Regions from separate parts of the Homo sapiens genome. Here region 1 is linked to region 2. A link is a contact called in ENCODE Hi-C or POLR2A ChIA-PET data. All regions are on one chromosome and are shown on one strand. The core of a region is the stretch at or near the end of the contact, and the rest is flanking DNA. Distances in the headings are between cores, read along the strand shown. Region 1 overlaps HGF (hepatocyte growth factor). Region 2 overlaps LOC100128317 (a long non-coding RNA gene).

Region 1 (4,829 bases), core at 1,759-4,258, 40 kb before region 2:
TTGTGCGGTGTTATAAAACTGATAAAATCTGATTCAACATTTTTCTCAGGACATTGATTTACCATTTACTATTTGTGATCCAGTAGTGAGGGGGCGTACTGGTCACGTGTCTCTATTAAACATTAAACATGAAATATTACTTGCCCACTTGCCCCAGTACTGAGACCTTAAAAATGGCAATCTTTGGAACACTGTAACTGAACAACACTGCCTGTGATGAATCGACATGAATCATAAAATCATCAATTTACTTTAGTAATTGTAAACCATCCTTTCTTCAAGTGAAAAGTAAGGACCTAGTAAAAATATCTGGGCAAATCTTGACTTTCATTCTTGCTTAATCTAGATTATTGATTGAGGTGCTTCTAATACAGATGTTAAAGTCAGTCCAAACTAAGACTTTGATAGCCCTCGATCTTCACTTAATTAGCTTGTCTAAATGAACAATCCAGAACTTTGGGAGGATGAGACGGGAGGATGGCTTGAGGTCAGGAGTTCAAGACCAGCCTGGGCAACAAAGGGTGACTCCATCTCTACCAAATAATAGAAAATAAAACCAAAGTGTATGCAAAGTTCATGTAAAATTTAACACACATATTTTATACTGACATAGATTTTTTTTAAAAATGTAAGTATAAATTGCTTGTCTCATCTATTCCAGTTAATAATTTTATAAGAAGGCTAAAGGTTTGAATATGGGTTATGAACACTTAACTATACAGTGGCTTTAATTATTGGTGGCCGATGTTCTCATATCCTTAAATAATAGTTTGTGTCAGGACTTACTTTGATGAGATAAGACTAATACTTATTGACTTTCTAACCCAACACAAGCTTCTTCCTTAAAAATTTCTCAGTTTCGGCCGGGTGCGGTGGCTCATGCCTGTAATTCCCACACTTTGGGAGGCCAAGGTGGGCAGATCACCAGGTCAGGAGATTGAGACCATCCTGGCTAACACGGTGAAACCCTGTCTCTACTAAAAAAAAAAAAAACAATTAGCCGGGCGTGGTGGCAGGCACCTGTAATCCCAGCTACTCGGGAGGCTGAGGCAGGAGAATGGCGTGAACCTGGGAGGCGGAGCTTGCAGTGAGCCGATATCACGCCACTGCACTCCAGCTTGGGCGACAGAACGAGACTCTGTTTAAAAAAAAAACAAAAAAAAAACCTCAGTTTCGAATGGTCCATTTGGATATTAAGATAATTGTATAATAGTACTTCTAATTGGACCTAAGTGATACAAATACTGTGGTTTCCAAAAGATTGAATATTAATATAGTTATTAAAAAGGAATCTATGAAATGAAAGCACCTACTTATTTAAAATTAGCATATTTAATAAATTTTATTTATTATGAAATCCATATTTTATTTAATGTGAACCTTATTTATATTGATAGAAAACCATTAAAAGTCTTCTACATACAGAGAATATTAGCATAGATTTTTTTCTTATTAGGAACTCTAAATTTCTAATTAAAATACTGGTAAAATGAAGAATATACGTGTACTACATTGAAAATGTGTTCTATAGTTCGTTTTTCTATAGTATAACTGGGCCTTAATTTTACAGAAATATATATAAAGATTTTAGGTAACCTCTCTAAATCAATAAATAATTGCTTTGTAATTAAAATAAATCAATGCATCAAATTAAATAAATCAAAGAAATGCAGAACTCAAGGAAAAATAGCTATCATATTTTTGTGGCACATATTTGAATAGATTGAACTTCCATTTTAAATGAGAGTAATTAATTACTATTGATAATAACCTTTCTTCCACAAAGAGAGATATGTGTTGTTTCTACACAATATGTGGGCCATGAACATGTAATAAATAACAGGCCAATGTTTTGAAATGGTACCAATTGAGAGTCTCAATCTTAAGACTGAGTGAGAAGAATGCAGCGGTACCGTTTCTCTCTTTTATGAAGCAGTAATGTTTGGGTGAAACTCTAGGCCTGTGGAAGGAAAAAAATATTAACATATGACAGCATTTATTTCAGTAATTTGGGCAGAGTCAGTTATGTATACTGAATATTAAATTGTTATAGCTATTCTGAGTCCAAAAAGTTAGAACTCTATTTATAAACATGCATACATTCTAGAATTCTAGAAATGTAATAGCGCTGACTTCACCAACGTAAGAACTCCGGCAATTTACATTAACATGCTTATTCTCAATAGGGACCTACGAGAAAATTACTGCCGAAATCCAGATGGGTCTGAATCACCCTGGTGTTTTACCACTGATCCAAACATCCGAGTTGGCTACTGCTCCCAAATTCCAAACTGTGATATGTCACATGGACAAGGTAATAGCTGACATTCTGCAGGGTGGGCATGATTAAATTCAGGGGAAATGCCTAAAGGGAGGACACATTTTACAGCATAAGATCTACTTCTTGCTGCACTGGTTTTGCTGGCTTGCAAACAAAATCACCAAGTTTGAAGCTGGATTTTTCTTATGTTTATTCACTCAAGATTTATTTATTTAGCTGAGTGTATGCTACTGACAGCCACAGTTCTAAGCCTTGGAGATATACCAGTAAACAAAACTAAGCTATCTGACCCCCTGGAGCTAATATTCAACTGATAGAAAATAAGCAAAATAAAAATGAGAATGGGAATATTACAGTAGTTTGTCATAAGCAGTAGAGAGAAAAATGTCGCAGAGTTAGAAAAGAGGGGTGCTGCTCTTTTATATTTTAATGTTCAGGGAAGATCTTACTTGCTATAAGATCTTACTTGCTTAACATATAAGAAGGACCCAAGGGCAGTGAGGGAGCAGCATGTGCCATGCACATATATGTGTAAGAGTATTCTAGATAAAGAAAACTGCAAATGCAAATGGTGTGAGATGAGGGAGTTCTGGGAAAGTTAAATAAATAAGCACATCACTATAGCTAGTACAAAATAAGTAAGATGAAGAGTAGTAGGAGATGAGATTAGAGAGGCAATTGGGCTAAAATTGCATCAGCCTTTCAGGAATTGTTTGCCCTTTTGCTCTGAAAGAGAAAGGACTCTTAGGACTCTTCTCTGAAGGGAGAAATTACACAATCTGACTAAGTTTTAACTGGATCACTCTGGCTGCATTTCGGAAAATAGCTAGAATTCTTGACAAGGGTTAAAACAGGAGAACCAATGAAGTGGTTGTTTCAGTAATTCAGACTACAGATGGGAGTGACTTGACCCTGGTTGTTAGCAGTGTAGCTGCTGGATAATGGTGGGGTTTGAGGGAAATCACCATTGCATTTGGAAACATAGATGCCATTGAAGATAACTGCCTCAGGGAGCGGTAGTAAAATCAGATTGAAATAGATTTTTAAGTCAAAAAATAATAGATGATGGTGAGGTTGCTGAGAAAAGGAAATGCTTATATCCCCCTGTTGGGAATGTAAATTGATTCAGCCACATGGAGATTTCTCAAAAAACTTAAAACACAACTACCATTCAACACAGCAATCCCATTACTGGGTGTATACCCAAAGGAATATACATCATTCTACCATAAAGAAACATGCATGCATATGCATGCAAAATAATCTATGCACCCAACCCCGGTGACACACAATTTACATATAACAAACCTACCTATGTACCCATGAACGTAAAATAATTTTTTTAAAAGGTAGATTTTTCAAAGAAATAATTTGTTAAATATTAATAATAAAGTTGAATCCTGGGAATTACTGATGTATAGTAAATTGAGAGTTATCCTTTTTAAATGATCATGTTCTATTTCACATAGACTTAATTGTGATGGTCATGATCGTGGTTAGCCCTAAATCATCCTTGAAATCCCAAGCCAAATTTAAAGCTCCATCTCATAGACCTACTGCCCTAGGCATACTTCTATCCTTTAACTTTTTCCACAGTGTCATTCTTCACGAGCAACTCTGAAAATAGAGTTGTAGAGGGAAGAGGGGATGAGTCCCTTTTCAGTCAATTTCACTGTTCCTTTAAGGATCAGTTAGAAATAAAGTTGAAGCCAATGATTAAGGGAAGTTTGGTACCAGCTGAGTCTTCTGTGTTCCTGTCTCATTTACTTGAACATTTGTTAATAATTTGTGAGTGATAAAGGAAAACAATTATTTGATAAACCTTTGGTGTGTATTAAGATATTTTATATACATATACGTCACTTAAAAAGGATCAGGTAATAGAATATGAAAATTTTGGATTCTGGAGGGTAAACATGTTATTGCTTATCAGATCATTCATTCATAGGTGAAAATATTAGTTTTATGGAATTTAAGTAACTTGCCTAAATTCTCAAATACAGATATATCTACAGATAGATCTATCTACTTAGATCTAGGTATTTTTCTATAGATATAAATCTACACACACAGATATATATATATGTGTATATATATCTATATGTGTGTATATCTATCTATATATATATATGAAAGATGTTACTCTTATCCTTCTCCATAAAACAGAAAATATAAGTTCTACATATAGTTAGATGAGTGGAAACATTTTTCAAATCTTGCAACATCTGAATTAATATATATATAAATATTCTTCCAACTGGATATTAAAAACACTATTAAAGAAAAATGAAAACTGAAATTACAGAATTTCTTTAAAATGTTGATAAAACACTACATATTATATATACTATATATTGTATACTTAAGGCAGTAAACAATATAATTTAAATATTTATATCAATATCATAAAATGTATTTACAGTTATTTCAGTCTTAAAATATATTCTAATGAGAGTATATACAGTCAGAAAATTGTAACCAAAAATCATCTGGATTTTCTTGCTCTGTATTAATGGTATACATTTGATATATCCATAGGCATATTTCT
Region 2 (5,020 bases), core at 316-2,815:
ACAATCTCGGCTCACTGCAACCTCCGCCTCCCAAGTTCGAGGAATTCTCCTGCCTCAGCCTCCCGAGTAGCTGGGATTACAGGTGCCCGCCACTATGCCTTGCTGATTTTTGTATGCTTAGTAGAGACGAGGTTTCACCATGTTAGCCAGGCTGCTCTTGAACTCCTGACTTTAGGTGATCTGCCTGCTTCGGCCTCCCAAAGTGCTGGGATTACTGGTGTGAGCCACCGCGCCTGGCCATGAATATAGATTTTTAATCTCACAATAATCTGTCGATATGGTTTGGATCTGTGTCCCCATCTAAATCTCATCTTGAATTGTAATAATCCCCACATGTCAAGGGTGGGACCAGGTGGAGATAATTGAATCATGGGGGCAGTTTCCCCCATGCTAGACTGGTGATAGTAAGTTCTCACAAGATCTTACAGTTTTATAGGGGGCTTCCTTCCCCCTTTGCTTGGCTCTCATTCTTCTCTTTCCTGAAATCATGTGAAGAAGGATGTGTTTGCTTTCTCTTCTGCCATGATTGTAAGTTTCCTGAGGCCTCCCAGCCATGCAGAACTGTGAGTCAATTAAACCTCTTTGTTTTATAAATTATCCAGTCTTGGGCAGTTCTTCATAGCAGTGTGAGAACAGACTAATATATTTCTATATCTTCATTTTACCAACAAGCTAATTAAAAGTTAGGAACTAGGCATGGTGATCATTATTAAGTGATGTGCATCCAATTTATACTCTTCACCAAGATTTTTCCATCTTGCTCCACCATGATATGTTTTATTTTCATTGTTTCATAATCTTAGGATGAAATATCTAACATATCTATTTTGAAAGGTATGGTAATGTTATTGTATCTGTGTTCTGTCTCCTTTATTTTTAAGTATATATTTCAAGGAGTTAAATTATTTCGCTTGTTGCTATTTATGAAAATTCCTTGTAGCAATAGAACAAACCGTTTATTCAAGAATGTGAAATTCGGCCCTGCTCTAAACTACATTTGTTAATTTAACTTGACATATTTATTAAACAGATGTTATGTGTCAGGTACTTGCCTAAGCATTGAGAACACAGTAGTGGGTGACTTAGGCAATAAATAAACAACTTGAAAATAATAAAAACAACAGTTTTAAAAAATAAAAAAAAGTAGGGAGATAAAGCAATCCAAGGAAGAGTCTGAGGTATAAGATCTATGATCAAGGAAGACCTTTCTCTTCATGAGATCATATCTGAGCAGAGACAGAAAACACAAGAAGGAAAAAAACAAAACACCATACTCCATGGGGAGGAAGGGCAAGCATAAGGGACATGAAGTGGTGCATGCTTGGAGAACTCTAGGGCAACAAGGAGGTCTGCATGTTTGGATGAATTTGGAGAGTGGTGGAAGAGGAGGCTTAGAAGTAGGTTTGGAGATAGACAGGGTCCAGATAATAAATGGAGAGCTTTGTAGGCTACGGTTAGGAGTTTAGTAGTAAGCTCTGCTTACTCAGATTGAGGGAACAGCCTCACTCTGGACCACTGCCAGTCAGCATTGCAGAAGGGACTTACAGCTGCTCCCCAGAGGCAACACACGTCACTTCTGTGTAGAGTTCATTGATGAGAGTGAGTCACAGGGCCAGTCCTGAGTCAGTGAGCCAGAATGTAATTATCCCTGAGAGAAGAGCAAGGAACATGTGTGAATCATAACACAACCTATCACAAGTAACTGTCTGTTAATTGGAGGGTCCTCTGGGCCCCCAAATGAATTTCATATACTCCATATGACAGCATTTAAATCATACAATTTAAAATACTTTTTCCCAACTTTGCAAGAAAAAAAAATTCAGCTATGTCATTGAAACAGATCAGCCAGACAGATAGGTCTGGCTTTATTTATTGAAAGCTCCAGAAAAAGAATGACTGGGTTAAAGCAAGGGAGATAATTATTTCTGAAGCTCTTTAACATATAACCAGATTGCCTTCAAAATGGGGGTGCATGAATTTATGCTGTGATCAGCAATATGTGAGAATTTTCCTGAATTTAAGCTCTTAACATATGAGAATTTTAAGTGTCATTGAAGCATCATTAGCAGTTTGTTTTCTGACTTCTTATATTTTGGTTTTTTGATATAGGATAATAGGGGTACTTTCTCCTGCTCTGGCTTGTAAGAAGAGCTACAATTTTCATGTGTTTAGCTCTGAAGATGGCTTTTTTTTTTTCATGTCGTCTCCACCTGCAATGGAAAATGGTGTGAAAGAAATAAGCCTTTGTCTTGAAAAACACTAGGATATTCGTGTTGTTTATCACTGTGGCATAACCTAGACTACCTTGACTGAAATAATTACACTTCAGAAGATTGAAATGAAGGCACACTAAGACTGCTACATGACGATCAATCAGTAACAGCACACAATACGCATTCAGATTCTATGGAATGTGAAAACAAATAGTGGTTTCATGTATGAGGTCAAAATTAAAATTCAGACAGGAGGAAACTCCAAATGAAGAGGTGTTGATTTAGAGTTAACCTGTCACTCACAGATGACTGTGGTTTGGTTTATGATGAGTGGCATCAGAGACTTATTTATTGTCGTAAGTACTATTATTGATTCTTGAGAGCAAGGCTGAGGAGGCTAACTCATCTAGCCTAAGGATAGAATTATATATACGGAGAAAAAAGTGTGCTAATATGTTTATCATTGCATTTCTATAATACTCAAACCCTGAAACAACCTAAATATCTGACTTTAGGATGGCTTAATATATAGTATAAACTCAGATATATTTTGCTGCTATTAAAATATGTCACATTGCTAAGGGTTACTTGTGAAAATGCTTGTGATGATGTATATGTGTGATGTGTGTATATGTCTGTGTGTAAATATAAAACATAGTAAAAATTGAAAATTAGTATTTCTGGATAGCAAGGAACAAAAAATGTGGCATCTGTAGCCATAAGGTGGAGAAAAGAGTGATTTTAAATTATTCTTGCCACATTTAACAAAATTTCATCACCCTATGGTATATGCACACACACTTAATACAGAACAAAATAGGGCCTGCAGGATTTGGCAGGTAGGGTTTTGTGGTTGATCTTGGAAAAACAAGATTTAATTGAGGGAGAAAAGAAACTCAACATGATGTATTGGATTAGCAGGTAATTTTAGTTTGTGTTTTTCCAAATGTTCTCTCTCAGCCTTGAAATTAAGCAGATAACATATACAAATACAAAATGCTCATAAAGTGTTTAAAAGAGAAAATCTGAGTTTTCATGGACATGAAAAATAGCATTTTTTTCCCCTTAACATTGCCAAATTTTCTTGTGCAATTTAGAACGAGTCTCTTTGTGACTCCATATTAATCAATTTCATAATCTTATACCTTCAATTTGTCATTTAAAAATGATTCAGACTTTTGTTTCTAACTGTGGTTGGAGTCTCTTAAAAACATATCCTGTGTGGCTGTAGGTGCCATATGCTAAGGTTTAGCTTTACACTATTTATCACCACGGTCCCTCATCCTTTTTGCTTCTAATTCTATGTGTAATAAAAGGGGAAATTTATCTTTATTTACTTAATTTCAAGCCTCAGAGATTGCCTCTGCCATCCACACACAGCAGCAGCGTTGGTAGTCAGTAACCATGAGTGAGTGGAGGCATATGTCTGCACATCTCTTCAATTACCCTCCCCTGGACTTTCTCACTGTCAGCTTTATCTTCATTAAGGCAAAGCTACCACTTTCCCTTTGCATTTTTGTGTGCTAGGTCCTTGGTAAAAGGAGCTGGTGTTTTGTTCTTTAGTGCTATCTTTTGTGTATTAGCTTAGCAAAAAATAAAGAGCTTGATGAGAGGTGTATATGTGTGTGTGTGTTACCATTTTGTATTTACAGTGTAAATGTAATACATGCCTATGAATATAAAAAAATGTAAGAAATGCAGAACAGTACACGGTAAAACTGAAAACAGCACATCATCACAGAGATGATATTAACAGTTTGGCATATATCATTTAAATGCTATTCTATGTATATAATTGATGCTTTCTTTTCAAAAATGTAATCAGCCTACAGATATTGTTCTGTAATTTTTTTAATACTCTCAACACTCTACCATATATGTTTTTCCATGATCACATTCACAGACCATTTCCATCCTCTATAACTGAAATTATTCTATACTTTAGGTGTATATATTTATATAGATCAGCATTCCACTGGAAAGCTATTGCTTTTTATGTGAATGGATATCACATAACTATATTATTGTCTTTTTCTTTCAATCACACTGCTTAATCCCCTAGATTTCCTTATGGCATTTTCAAACTGAGTAATTTTTCTTTGCCTTTTCTTATAAAAATAAGTATCAAAATCCAATTATTTCAGTCAAAAATTTAAAAAGAAAGGGAAATGAAACATCATGCTTAATATGTGCCAGGATTTATACTAGGACTTTTAAATGTATGTTTTTTATCTTTATAAAAATTGTGTGAATAAAACCCATTGGTAATACAATATTTATTGAACACCTCCTTTGTGCCCAATGTTGTGTGAACTAGCTGTCATGCAAGTTAGATATATTGTGATCATTTCATAAAGGGAAGAGAAAACTGACTTCAAGAGGCTAAAAACTAAAGGTGATAAATGGATGTGATAGTATTTGAACATGTCTGTATAAAAACATAGCCTTTATTTTTCTATTAAACCATTTAATGTTACTCATTTAAGTGTTTATAATAGATAATATTTGTTTTATATTGTTTCACAATTCATCTTCCTAAAAATTTAATAATTTAGTTAAAAACCTCCAATGGCTTGCAGTTCTCTAGAGGATCTCATCTGAAATACTCAACGGTGTTTCAAAGCCATTTAAACTCCTTTGTCTCCAACCCCTCTATCTATAATCATGCAGAACTAATTTTCATTCACCGAACATTACATGTCACAACTTTGCATATCGCTTTCTCAAATGCTACTATATCTTCCTTCTATACATGGTAAACTTATATTCGTATTTTCCATACAACTAAATTGTCGACACCTCTGGGA

What was found. Hi-C counts contacts between places; a loop is a spot of excess contacts on that map. ChIA-PET counts read pairs that join two places held with the same protein, here RNA polymerase II (POLR2A).
Region 1: POLR2A ChIA-PET joins it to region 2 with 11 read pairs in AG04450. The contact joins two enhancer-like sites. A Hi-C loop is called at or near these places in 1 of 168 maps with a recorded cell type or tissue (heart right ventricle). POLR2A ChIA-PET finds 5 or more read pairs at or near these places in 4 of 52 experiments (AG04449, AG04450, OCI-LY7 and 1 more).

Annotation. Positions count from the first base shown.
Region 1 is chr7:81,723,375-81,728,203 of GRCh38, reverse strand. It overlaps HGF (hepatocyte growth factor), which reads left to right. Exons shown (of 18, transcript NM_000601.6): 9 at 2,187-2,314. Among named protein-coding and RNA genes, the nearest start is that of HGF, 44 kb to the left of the region's middle. Within about 2 kb of position 3,008, at least 2 of the 41 ENCODE cell types and tissues checked have a DNase peak (open chromatin) inside an H3K27ac peak, as active enhancers do.
Region 2 is chr7:81,681,681-81,686,700 of GRCh38, reverse strand. The region is part of intron 1 of LOC100128317 (a long non-coding RNA gene); the gene reads left to right. Among named protein-coding and RNA genes, the nearest start is that of HGF, 86 kb to the left of the region's middle. RefSeq lists a silencer at 1,477-1,526 and an enhancer at 3,238-3,407. Within about 2 kb of position 1,565, at least 6 of the 41 ENCODE cell types and tissues checked have a DNase peak (open chromatin) inside an H3K27ac peak, as active enhancers do.